Linked DNA regions of Mus musculus: region 2 is linked to region 1. Evidence: chromatin contacts called from ENCODE POLR2A ChIA-PET data. All regions are on one chromosome and are shown on one strand. The core of a region is the stretch at or near the end of the contact, and the rest is flanking DNA. Distances in the headings are between cores, read along the strand shown. Region 1 holds the start of Slc25a19 (solute carrier family 25 (mitochondrial thiamine pyrophosphate carrier), member 19). Region 2 holds the start of Jpt1 (Jupiter microtubule associated homolog 1).

What was found. ChIA-PET counts read pairs that join two places held with the same protein, here RNA polymerase II (POLR2A).
Region 2: POLR2A ChIA-PET joins it to region 1 with 13 read pairs in Patski. The contact joins the promoter of Jpt1 here to the promoter of Slc25a19 in region 1. POLR2A ChIA-PET finds 5 or more read pairs at or near these places in 3 of 5 experiments (Patski and embryonic stem cell).

The regions. Positions count from the first base shown.
Region 1 is chr11:115,625,652-115,631,859 of GRCm38, forward strand. It overlaps Slc25a19 (solute carrier family 25 (mitochondrial thiamine pyrophosphate carrier), member 19), which reads right to left and starts at 2,644. Exons shown (of 7, transcript NM_026071.3): 1 at 2,414-2,644.
Region 2 is chr11:115,511,824-115,518,031 of GRCm38, forward strand. Jpt1 (Jupiter microtubule associated homolog 1) reads right to left here and starts at 2,570. Exons shown (of 5, transcript NM_008258.2): 1 at 2,397-2,570. The coding sequence starts at 2,452.

The sequences.
Region 1 (6,208 bases), core at 1,394-3,893:
AGTGGATGAAACCTCTGAACTGTAAGCCACCCCCAATTAAATGTTTTCCTTTATAATGTTGCTGTGAGGCCCAGCACTCACCTTTAATCACCACCCCCTACACACACACACACACACACACACACTGGCGAGGCAGAGGAAGGTGGATCTGACTTCTAGGACAACCAGGGCTACATGGAGAAATCATGACTTGAAAAGCAAAACAAAAAGATCACAGCAAAAGAACTTTAACTAAGACACCCCCAAAACAAAAGAAACAAACAAAACACCTAAGAAGAGAAGCCTTTGAAAAGGCCGTCAAATTAGCCCGCAGCTGAAGCAAGCACAGTGACCAGGAGGTCAGGACACTGGTTCCCCGCCTTGCCTTCTCTCATTCACCCTGGAACCGTTCCAGTAGGTTCCCCTGGGAAACTCAGTCAGGTTAAACCAGGGCAGAGGACTAAGTCACTGAACCGTCTTCTTAAGGGTGACTGGGCTGCCCAGTCCTTCATGGTCTCAAGTTTCCCTCAGTCTAAGAGGGGAAGAAGAGATAGCAAAGATGCAGGCCTCCTGGCTCGTTGTCCACAGACACCGAGAAGCTAGCAAGTCTGCCTGCAAACCCAGACGGAAACTGCACCGTTCAAGCCAAACACAAGGTGGGAGAGGCTGTTGTGTCCGGATTTCTAGAAATGAGCACTTCTGCATTGCTGGATACGGGTCCAGAAGACTGGGTTTTGACTCCTAGGGAGACTGAGGTGGAAGGACCACAGTGTGAGGGCCAGCCTGGACTACACAGCTCAACTCAGTCTTAAAGGCTAGAAGGAAATCTGTGACTCACACCTGTAACCTAGAACCCTGGAGGCAAGGGCAAGAGGACTGGGAGCCAGCCTGGGCTATATAAGACCTCAAGAAATTCAGAAATTCAGACAAAAGGCAAAATGCTAGCCAAACATGTACAAGACCATGGGTCCTGCTCCCCAGCACTAAAAGGAGTCACGGTAGAGTCCCTGCCTTTTATGCACAAAATCCTGAGTTTATAAACCCATTGTTACAAAAATAAATAATAAATAAATAAATAAATAAATAAAAGCCTATATGCACAGGGATGGTTTAGCAGGTGAGGGGACCAGCTGTCAAGCTGGAAGACCTGTGTTAAGGGAACTGGTTACTCCCCTTTTTTTATTGTTGATTTTTGGGTTTTTTGTTTTCGAGACAGGGTTTCTCTGTGTAGCTCTGGCTATCCTGGAACTCACTCTGTAGACCAGACTGGCCTTGAACTTAGAGGACCCCCCCACTCTGGGTTGTTACCTCAGTGCTAGGATTCTAGGCATGTGCCCCCACCCGCAGGCTCTGGCTGCTGCTCTTACTGAGGACCTAGTACCCATAAGAAGGCTCACAGCAGTCATTCCAGTCTCTGGGGATCCGAAACTCTTTCTCCTGCCCCAGGCATGCATGCGGGGAAAACACTCATTTACAGCAAAATAAAAGTAAAAAGACATTTAAATGAAATAAAATACCAACTCAGGTTTCCCTTGTGGGAAGTAGGAGATGGCGTCTGACTGCCTGGCTCAAACTGCTCATCAAGTTAAGTGATAAAAACCAGTAAGTCACACACACCTAAAAAGCTTTAAAAGTGTTTGCCTTCAAGAAAACTAAAAAACACAAACATTTTTACAACCCAGGCGAGGAAAGTATCACATTTGTTAACGTACCCTGGGTTCAGTCTCCAAAAACCAACACAGCAGTGTAGTCTGTAATTCCAGCACTTGGGAGGTGGGAGGCATGAGGACCAAGAGTTCAAGGTCACCCTTAAGAACATAACAAGTTCGAGCCTAGCCAGGATTATACGGTCGCAAACCAATAACAAAAATAAATAAAGGGAAATATTAATCTCCTGTTTATTCAAAAATCTTCGTGCATTAACAGTCTTGCTATCTAAACAGATAAAAAATGATTTATAATATAAATAAATATAAATGCAGGATTGAGACAGGGCGGCTGCTGACCTGAGTGGCAGTGATGGGGGTGCAAGCGAGTTTCTTCACCCTGCAGCTTTTCTACCTCAGACTCCACTGTCGGGTGGACAGGTGTCCTTCGGTGACTAACCGAGAGCCCATGTGATCTGCTGAGGCGCTCTGCAGACAGCCTCGCGTGAGTGCACTGTCCAGGCTTTCCGGGGATGGGGTGGGGTGGAGAGGGCGTCTCCGTGAGTCCGGGGCAGTGGACACCCCATGTGCAAACGCCTACGATGGTGAGTGGTGGTGGGAGGGATTCGCCTTCCGTGTCTCTGAAGATGCTCCTGGGGTCAGGTGTGCCTCGTGAGCATCCGTCCCCGCCCCACGTGGATACCTGCCCTTCTCTGTTCTGACACACGGAGTGGGGGTACCGGCCCCCGAGAGTACCGGGAAGAAAGCAAAGCCAGAGGTCCACTCACCTGACACTTCAGGCCCGTCCGGGCTCCTCAAGCTCAGTTCTCCCTCCCTCTCAGTGTAGCCCAACAGCAAAACTTAACAGCACTTGCCAGTAACTGACAGGCTGCTAGGCCAATCACCGTGCAGCTTTTGGCCGCCGCTGGACGAATCGTTGTACGTCGAAGGTCCCATCCCAATGTCACTGTCCAGATACCGCTAGGTACTGTAGTCTTCCGCTTCCAAGCCCCACCCCCTTGAGAAGCTGCAGAGACTCCTGGGAGGTGTAGTACCACAGCGCCTTGCGTGCGCATTTCCGACGCCGTAAAAGAGCGGATGGCGAAGTTGGCTTTTACGACCTTCTAGAGGGCCTCTCATTGGCGCGATCCTCTGAAGTCTGCGCGGCTATGGAATATTAGAGCTCGCTGAACTTGACCCAGTTTTTATTTTTTATTTTCCAAATCAATGTAGTCTTAGAAGTCATATAACTTTGGAAAAGATGGCGGGAAGCCTGGTATTATTAGCCTGAAGGACTGGAGTTGGGTCGGGGTTAGATGGGTTCTTTGGGATAAGAACCTTTAAGGGAGTTGTACACACACACACACACACACACACACACACACACACACACACACACACACACGGGTCGGGGTTAGATGGGTTCTTTGGGATAAGAACCTTTAAGGGAGTTGTACACACACACACACAAACACACCCGGAGGAAACTACACACACACACACACACACGGAGGAATAAGAACCTTTAAGGGAGTTGTACACACAAACACACACACACACCCGGAGGAAACTACACACACACACACACACACACACACACACCCCCGGAGGAAATTTAGCACCGGAAGGACGATCGGTAGTTCAACATCAACCCAGAGTTCAAGGCCAGCCTAAGCTACGTGAGACCCTGACCTCTAAAACAAAAAGTTTATCTGAACTGAGATCTAAGTAATTTGCTGCAACTTCTTAATGTATCATTACTTACATGTTTTTAAATCAGTGGTTTATTTGTTACAGTTTAAGAGTTAATCTTAGCCAGGCGTGGTGGCGCACGCCTTTAATCCCAGCACTCAGGAGGCAGAGGCAGGAGGATTTCTGAGTTCGCGGCCAGCCTGATCTACAAAGTAAGTTTCAGGACAGCCAGGGCTATACATATATATATATAACCATATATATATATATAACCCTGTCTCAAAAAACCAAAAAAAAAAAAAGAGTTAATCTTTTTTAAAGATTTATTTATTTTATGTACATAAATGCACTGTAGTTGTCTTCAGACACACCAGAAGAGGGCATCGGATCCCATTACAGATGGTTGTGAACTATCATGTGGTTGTGGGAATTGAACTCAGAACCTTTGGAAAAGCCGTCATCTTTTTGTTGAGCCATCTCTCCAGCCCCTTTTTGTATTTTTTTTTTTTGGTTTTTCGAGACAGGGTTTCTCTGTGCAGCCCTGGCTGTCCTGGAACTCACTCTGAGTTCTGACCAGGCTGGCCTCGAACTCAGAAATCCACCTGCCTCTGCCTCCCGAGTGCTGGGATTAAAGGCGTGCGCCACCACGCCCGGCTTCCTTTTTGTATTTTTTAAGAACACCTCAAGAAACAGCTGGCTGGGCAGTAACAAATCTCTGGATAGCTTTTCTCATTTTGTTTTCCAAGTAGCAGAAATGACAGAAGTTTTTAAAGGTTAATAGTGGGGGGGGGGGGGTACACAAGGAGAGGCGAGAGGACAGCTTGCAAGAATCAGTCCTCTCCTTCCACAGGATCCAAGGGGTTGAATTTAGTTTTCAATCTTGATAAGAAGCACCTTTACCTACTGAGTCATCTCCAAAGCTAGCCTTCAAGTGTCGGAAACTACAATCTTAAAGATCGGTTCTTGTGTAGCCTCAGACTGTTACGTGGCTGTGGGTGACCCATGACTCTCCTTCCTTCACTTCCCGTCTGAGCCATCATGCCTGGCCTAGAAGTTTTTAGGTGTAATGAACGCTAGTCTTACTGCTTAGGTGGGGGAGTGGATCTTGCCTAGGCAAAGGTTCATTTCTCCAGGCAGGCACGCTGGGATCTCCCTCTGACCGCAGCTCTCAGAATCAGGAAAACCTCAACTTCAGGACCATCCGATTTGGCCCATATGGCCAACTCTGTGGCAAAATCTTCCCCCACTGCATTTTCTAATGCATGCACTGCAGGTTTATGCACATATGTCTCTGATCCGGTTTGAGTTGGTTTGAGTTGGGTGTGTGTGGTGTGTATTGTTCAGGTATATGCTTCTCGGTATGTGCCTATGAGGGCCCGAGAAAGGGTGTTTGTCTCTACCTTACTGACTTGAAACAGGGCCTCTCAGGGTTATCTTGTTTGGCTATGCCAACTGGCCAGTAAGCTCCCCAGGACCCACCTGTTTCTCTCCTGTCTTCCCGGTCCTCCCCCACCCCACACCCCCAGTAATGGGGTCATAGCCAGGCACATTTTTGACCTGGGTGAAGGAGATTTGAACTCATATCCTCATACTTGTAAGTAGTTCTGCCCCAATCCCCGATTTAGATGTTGTTTCAGCAGATGGACTTTTGTTTTGTTTTTTTTGTTTTTTTTTTGTTTTTTTTGTTTTTTTTTTTTTTGAGACAGGGTTACTCTGTGTAGCCCTGGCTGTCCTGGAACTCACTTTGTAGACCAGGCTGGCCTCGAACTCAGAAATCCACCTGCCTCTGCTTCCCAAGTGCCAGATGGACTATTACTACAGTTGAAGAATCTATTTTTCTCAGGTGTGTTCGTCTCCTTTTCCACCTCTGTTGAAACGGTTGTTTGCATGTACGTCGCGCTTGATTCCGCTGTCTTCACTCAATATGTGTATATAAGCCCTGTACACACACACACACACATCTCACACACACACACACATCACACACACACACACCACCTGAATAGGTGCCAGGATTCTTTCACTTGTTCCCCAGTTCTGATTTTTGCATATTTGCAATCTGGTCATCTAAGTTCAATATATTTAGTAAAGCCAGTCATGTGAAAAGATAAAAAAAAAAAAAAAAAAAAACCAGTTCCCGTCAGCTTGGGGAAGTGAAGCCTTCTGTGACCTCATCACACCCGAAACAGAAGCCTAAGAGTTCTTCTGGACTTCCCCCGCCTCCTAGGAGTGAATAACGTCTCCACCGTCTTGAACAAATAGGCTTGGCCACTCCCAGCTGAGCCACCCTGGGGGAGGGGAATGGCCCCCAGCAGTCTGCTCTCAGTAAGAAGTCAGTGTGAGCTTGGTGGAAGGGAACTTGCTGTGAGTCTCAGGCTTCACTTTCTCCATCCATTCAGACAAAGAAGGTAGACTTCAGGGTGCCCAAGCTACGCTGCCTCTGTAGATCTGTATGTCAAAAACCCTGTCAGCCCAAGCTGATACAGAATCGCTTGGACGCTGCCTCCCTACCCCCACCCCACCTCCTCTTTGAGACAGGGTTTCTCTGTGTAGCCCTGGCTGTCCTGGAACTCACTCTGTACACCAGGCTGGCCTCGAACTCAGAGTCTGCCTGCCTCTGCCTCCCCAGTGCTCCAATTAAAGGTGTGCAGCACCACCACCCAGCTAAGAATTTTTAATTAAATTGGATGTACTTGTGGGGCAAAGGACGGTGTGCACATATGAGTGCAGTTCCCATGGAGTCCAGAAGAGGGCATTGGATGTCTTGGAGCTGGAATTCCAGGTCATTGTGAGCTGCCCTTCTAGGTGCCAGGAATTGAATGTAGGTCCTCTGCAAGAGCAGTAGAGGGTTTATCATTGTTATTATGTTTTAATTTTACTACGTTTATTGT
Region 2 (6,208 bases), core at 1,320-3,819, 110 kb before region 1:
TTTTTAGGGGGGAAGGGAAGTGGGGAGCTGCTGGGGGCAGAACCCAGCGTCTTGCCCAGGCTACGGACAAACCACCACATCTCCAGCTCTACAGGTTCTTTCTTACTGGGTAGAACTGTTTTGAATTTTTACCTTAAATGACTGAAAACACTTGAAATATTAGAATCAACTCCAACGTGCCTCTTTGTCCTCCCTCAATCCCCAGAGAGGGAGGCTTTCATGGCTAAGTGGAATTAAAAGCCCATGGAATTCTTCAGAACCCTAGTGGACTTGGCCAAGAAAAAACAAGGGTGGGGAGCACTAGCACCCAGCTAGCTTACAAATCTGCCAAACCTGCCTAGTCCAACTTTTACTGGTACTATGATAGCAGGTACTACCTCCCCAATGACGTCAGCGTTATAGAGACCATCTGAAACAGAGAGCGGTTCCCAAACAAAGGATTTGCTTGCAAGACAAAGTACTTCAGCTGTGCTTTGGACTCTTTCTTTTTGAACCACATAGATAGTAACTGCTTCAAGGTTGCTGAGTTAAGACCCAAAAATGTCATAGCACAGACAGCAATTTAAAAATTAACTCCTTTCTTCCATCCCGACTCCCATCACCCCAGCACAGCATTCACCACTGAGGCTGCAGAGCAAGCATATTACTGAAGAAAGGGGGTGAAGAGAATTGGTCAGATTTCAGGAGTCGGGGAGAACCTTAGCACCAACACTGGAGGGCAAGCAGTGGCAAAGGAGGCTGCAAACACGTTGTATTTGTCTCATGTCAAGCACGCATGAAAGGCCCTGGGCTCTGAAATGCTCTACAAAGCCTGGAGCTGAGCTTTGAGTCCCAAAAAATAAAACCCAGATTACACATTGTCTTGCCAGGAACCAGTGTCAGACCAGGAAAAGTTGGCCTCATCACACAAAACAAAAACCCAGGGCTCAATCTGTCCCTGTGTCCTTTGTAACAAATTACCTCATTTGAAGGATGACAACAAGAGGGAGTGACCCAGTCTCCTAGGTCTAATCTCCAGTTCTGCCCCGCCCTGTAAGCGCTGACCCCTTCAGTTCCCTTCCATCACACCAATTCTTTTACTACTTCCTGAAACTGAAAGCAGTCTGTAGCTGCCCCAGCTTCCTCATAAGACTACTCAAGGAGGCTGCTTTTTGTCAGCAAGTTGTCAAGCCCCTGTGAGAGACACTGCTGTTCCACGCTGCCTTCTTAGCCCCACAAAATGGCTCCCTTTTGTGCCACTTGGTCGGGACCCCAAGGCTTGGTCACACTCAACTGTGGGTCATCATCAATGGAAAATACATGGCCAGAGAACATGGAACCAAGCCTTTGGGAAGATCAAAGAGATGCCTGAAAGCCAACTTAAGGGACTGTGTGCCACTAGCTGAGACGATGTAGATGGACTCCCTCCGCTGAACAAAATATCTTCACCAAGTTAAGTGAGGGGTAGGAAACGGGTCCCAGTCCAGTCACAGAGCTCCTCCCAAAATGCAGTGTACTGGGGACAAGCAAGATCCCAGCTTCCAGGAAGGGATACTACATACTACTGGAGAGACAATGGATGGCTCCCTAGCCCCGCCCAAGCACAGACAACCTCCTCCTCCAAGAGAAGCCTGCTCTGGGGTGAACTCATTCGGCCAAAGTCAATGGGAGAAGTAAAGAAGGCGACATGGAAGGGCAGAGGTCCGAGGACCTGAGCGCAGAAAACCCATTTGAGCAGGCTCACGGCCCCGCGCATTCGGAGGTGGGCGTGGGGAGGGGGAGGAGACCCGATCTCTCCTTTGTTAGGCGCAGGGAGGCACTTTGATAAGAGAGCTCCTGTCCAGGGCTGGAAGTGGAGGGAGGGGATGACCAGCCCCGCCCTACCAGAGGTGCACCTGCTGCGCAGACACGGACACCCCGGCGGGCCACCACGAGGAAAAGAGCCTGCAGACCAGCCGGATCAGTGCTCAGATTTGCTCGCAGCGCCCAAGGCCGGGGCCAGCACACGCCCGAGCCAGAAGCGGGAGCGCATGGCCCTCATGTGGGACAATGGGCCCAGGGCCCTGCAGGCTCCTTGGGCTCCTGGGAGACCAAGCCCACCATCCTGGACCCGACCAGTGTCGCCGCGGGTGGCTGAAAGAAGATCCTCCCGCACACTCTCACCGACTCCAACCTGCCGTACGGCAAAGGGCCGCCACCCACAGTCCCCCTCAGCTGTCGTTACCGGGGAGAAATGAATAGAAGGGACGACTGGGGCGGGGCCACAAGCCGAGGCAGTCCTGCCGCACAAAGCGGCGCCCACTCCTTACTCTGCCACCCTCCCCCGGGCGCGAGCGCGGTGCTCCCGGCCCGTTACCACCAACGCCCCGCGGTCCCCACAAGCCCTGGAGGGCTCGAGCCCTACCCTGTCGCCTTACCGGGAGCTGTTCCTGCTGTTAGGGTCCACACCCTTAAAGGTAGTGGTAGTGGTCATGGCGCCAAGGGGCGAGGTAGGCTGGCCCTGAAAACGCCAAGGGGGACTGGGACCAACAGGCGCAGACGACTCCAAAAGCTAAACCACCAGGGCTCCACGAGCTTCTACCGCCGCGGGGCTCGCCGGACTCCCATTTTATAGAGCCAATAGGGCCCACCCTCCACATGCCGCCATTGGGCAATTTAAAAAGATCTCTTCATTTCTATTGGTTAGCTACAGTGCTAATCATAGATCGGCGTCAGGACGGGCTGCGCGGGAGACGGCTCGGCCTAAGCCCCGCCCCCTTCCTGTACAGAGAAAGGCCGCTGTGGTCTCCCCTCCTCCACGCCCTCGACAATCTGGTGGTGCTCAAGTGTTCACGGTCACTTTAAAAAGTTACTTGAGGGGCTGTCGAGGTGGCTCATAAGGAAAAGCCCTTGCCACCCAGCATGACAACCCGTGTTCAATCTCCAGGACCCACAACGTGTAAGAGACCCAACTCTCTTTTTTTTTTTGTAGAACATGATTTTAATATTTTCAACTGTTAATACTCAACAAGCAGAATAATTATTTTAAGATATACTTCGTTATTATGTCTTCATTTCTGATTTTATTAATTTGGATACTGTCTCTGTCCCTTATAGTTAGTCTGGCCAGGGGTTTATCTATCTTGTTGATTTTCTCAAAGAACCAGTTCCTGGTTTTGTTGATTCTTTGTATAGTTCTTTTTGTTTCTACTTGGTTGATTTCAGCTCTGAGTTTGATTATTTCGGATACCCAACTCTTGAACCTCTGACCTCCACGCACCCACGCACTGAGACACACACACACACACACATACACACTACCTAGCTACCTAAATAGAAAGCTACCTCAGCAGGATGTGTCGGCACTTCCCTGCAATGCCTTAACTTGGGAGACTGAGGCAGGAGGATCACTTTGAGTTTCAAGCCAGTCTGGTCTAAACAGTGAGACCCTGTCAAAAAGAAATGAGGGGGAGGCAGAGAAGGAAAGCAGGAAAGAGAGAAGGGATGTCGTGTTAAGGCCATATGCTAGTACTGCAGAGGACCTAGGTTCAGTTGCCAGCACTCACAGGGCAGCTCCAAACTGTAGCTCCAGTTCCCTGACCTGGGCAGTTACATGCAGGCACACACATGTACACAACGTAAATCTTTTGCCAGGCGATGTAGCACATGCCTTTAATCCTTTAGTCCCAGCACCAACTCAGGAGTCAGAGGCAGGTGGATCTCCGAGTTCTAGGCTAGCCAGAGTTACACAGAGAAACCGTGTTGGAGAGGGAATTTTTTTTTTTTAAGGTCCGAGGTGGGGGTGCTGCACACCCCTAATCCCAGCACCCTGGAGGCAGAAGCAAGATTTCTTAGCCTCAAAAAGGGCGGGGGGCACACAGTGGTCTACACCTTTGAACCCAGCACTAAGGAGGCAGAAGAGTCTAGGACAGCCAAAGATGTTACACAGAGAACTCCCCCCCCACCCCACCCCCACCCCCCCACCCACCCACCCCACCCACCCTCACCCCTACCCCCCCGTCTAGGAAAAAAAAAAAAAACAGAAACAAATGAAAAGAATTCCTGGATTAGCCTGCGCTAACTGGATTAGCCTGTGCTACACCATCACCCCACATCCCGCTGCCGATGCTTTAGTACCGTCCCAATGTTTGGTTACACCAGCACTCCTCCCTACTCCTGGCAATATAGGGCAGTGCCACTATGCAGGGTAGATGGCTAACAAAAACCGTAAATCCGCTCTTTAACCTGACCAACGTGTAGGAAATAACAATGTTTTCTCCACGCCCCAAATAAGCCTTCAGCTTTCCATGCTTCTGGGTGGAGATGAATGAGACCTTTCACCACTAGGACAATCTTTCTTTCCTTCTTTCTTTTCTTTCTTTCTTTTTTCTTTTTTTTCTTTTTTTGGTTTCTCTGTGTAGCCCTGGCTGTCCTGGAACTCACTCTGTAGACCAGGCTGGCTTTGAACTCAAAAATCCACCTGCCTCTGCCTCCAGAGTGCTGGGATTAAAGGCGTGCGCCACCACTGTCCAGTTTAGGACAATCTTTTTTTTTTTTTTTTTTTTTTTGAGACAGGGTTTCTCTGTGTAGCCCTGGCTGTCCTGGAACTCACTCTGAAGACCAGGCTGGACTGGGAAACCTAATGAAGCAATCTTAAAGAGTCCGTAACAGAAAAAGTGCTGAAATTCCAGGGGTTTTGTTTTGTTCTCTGTGTTATCTACGTAGCCCTGCTGTCCTGGAATTCCCTTTGTTTTTTAAAATTTTTTTTTTTAAGATTTATTTATTTGTAAGTACACTGTAGCTGTCTTCAGACACACCAGAAGAAGACATCAGATCTCATTACGGATGGTTGTGAGCCACCATGTGGTTGCTGGGATTTGAACTCCAGACCTTTGGAAGAGCAGTCGGGTGCTCTTACCCACTGAGCCATCTCACCAGCCCTGGAATCCCCTTTGTTGACCAGGCTTCCTTTAAGCTCATAGAGATCTGTCTGCCTCTGCCTCCCAGTAAAGGCCCGTGCCAACATTTCTGGGAAAGACTGGAATCTCTTTAATATTAATCTTTCAGCCAGTGGTAGAGCCCACCTTTAATCCCAGCACTCTGAAGACAGAAGTAGGAGAATCTCAGTTCAAGACCAGCCTAGTCTGTCTCAAAAAAAAAAACTTATATAAATAAATAAATAATAAAACAGACAAACAAGAAACCACTTTGATCTTACTCTTTAAGTGCCAATGGTTGGCACATGAGCAAGCCCAAACGATGGTTTGCCCTCAGAGGCTGTTTTAAAGCTGGCTAATGCCTGGTAAGGGGATGGCCTCATCTCTAAAACTATCGGAGCTGCCAGGGACTTGGCAGCTGTTTCCAACTCTTAAGTCATGACTCTTCCACCTGTCTGGGTAAATTTATCCCTGCAACAAATGCAGGCAACACTTGGAGGACTTGGAGGATGGTCTAAAGATCTTCATAGGCAAAGCCTTAGGTGAAAGCATGTAGGCAGCTGAAGGGCGACCTTTTCTCATGACAAACCTAACCCCTAAAAGTAGACGTCTCCCGTCCTGGGTACCCTCAGTATTTCCATAAAACTCAACAATATTCCTCTTCCTGTCGCCTCTTCAGGCAATTGGTTAGTGTTTTCAGCAGTCTTACCAAAATACTCTCCCTCTAGGCTTTCACAGAAAACCAGAATTCCCTTCTCTTTCCAAATATGATCTCTCATGTCTGGGTCAACCCCAGTAGCATAAAGGATACTTCATGTCTAACCTGGAGTCTTCCCATCCTGCCTCCAGCATGGATGTTGGCATTATAGAGGGCTACCCCCTGTCAACTGGACATCCTTTGAGCAATGAAGAGTAATTACCACCTGCTTCTAGTGTGTTGAGTTGTAAGGAATAGGAAGAGTATTTGTTCAGAGTCAGGCAAGATGACTCAGTGGGAAGAGGTATCGCTACCATGCCTGAGAACTCAAGTTCAATTCCCAGGCACCAAATGACGGAGAGAACCGACTCCTTGAGCTTGTTTTCTGACTTCCATCCACACGTGGGTTCAGCCACACGTGCACATATATACACAGATAAAATACGTAAACATAAGCTGGGCATGATGGCACAATTTAATCCCAGCACTCTGGGGACAGAGGCAGGCAAGTCTCTGAGTTCAAGGGCAGCCTGATCTACAAAGCAAGTTCCAGGGCAGCAAGAGATCACAGAAAAATAGTCTTAAAAAAAAAAAAAAAAAAAACAACAGAAGTAAT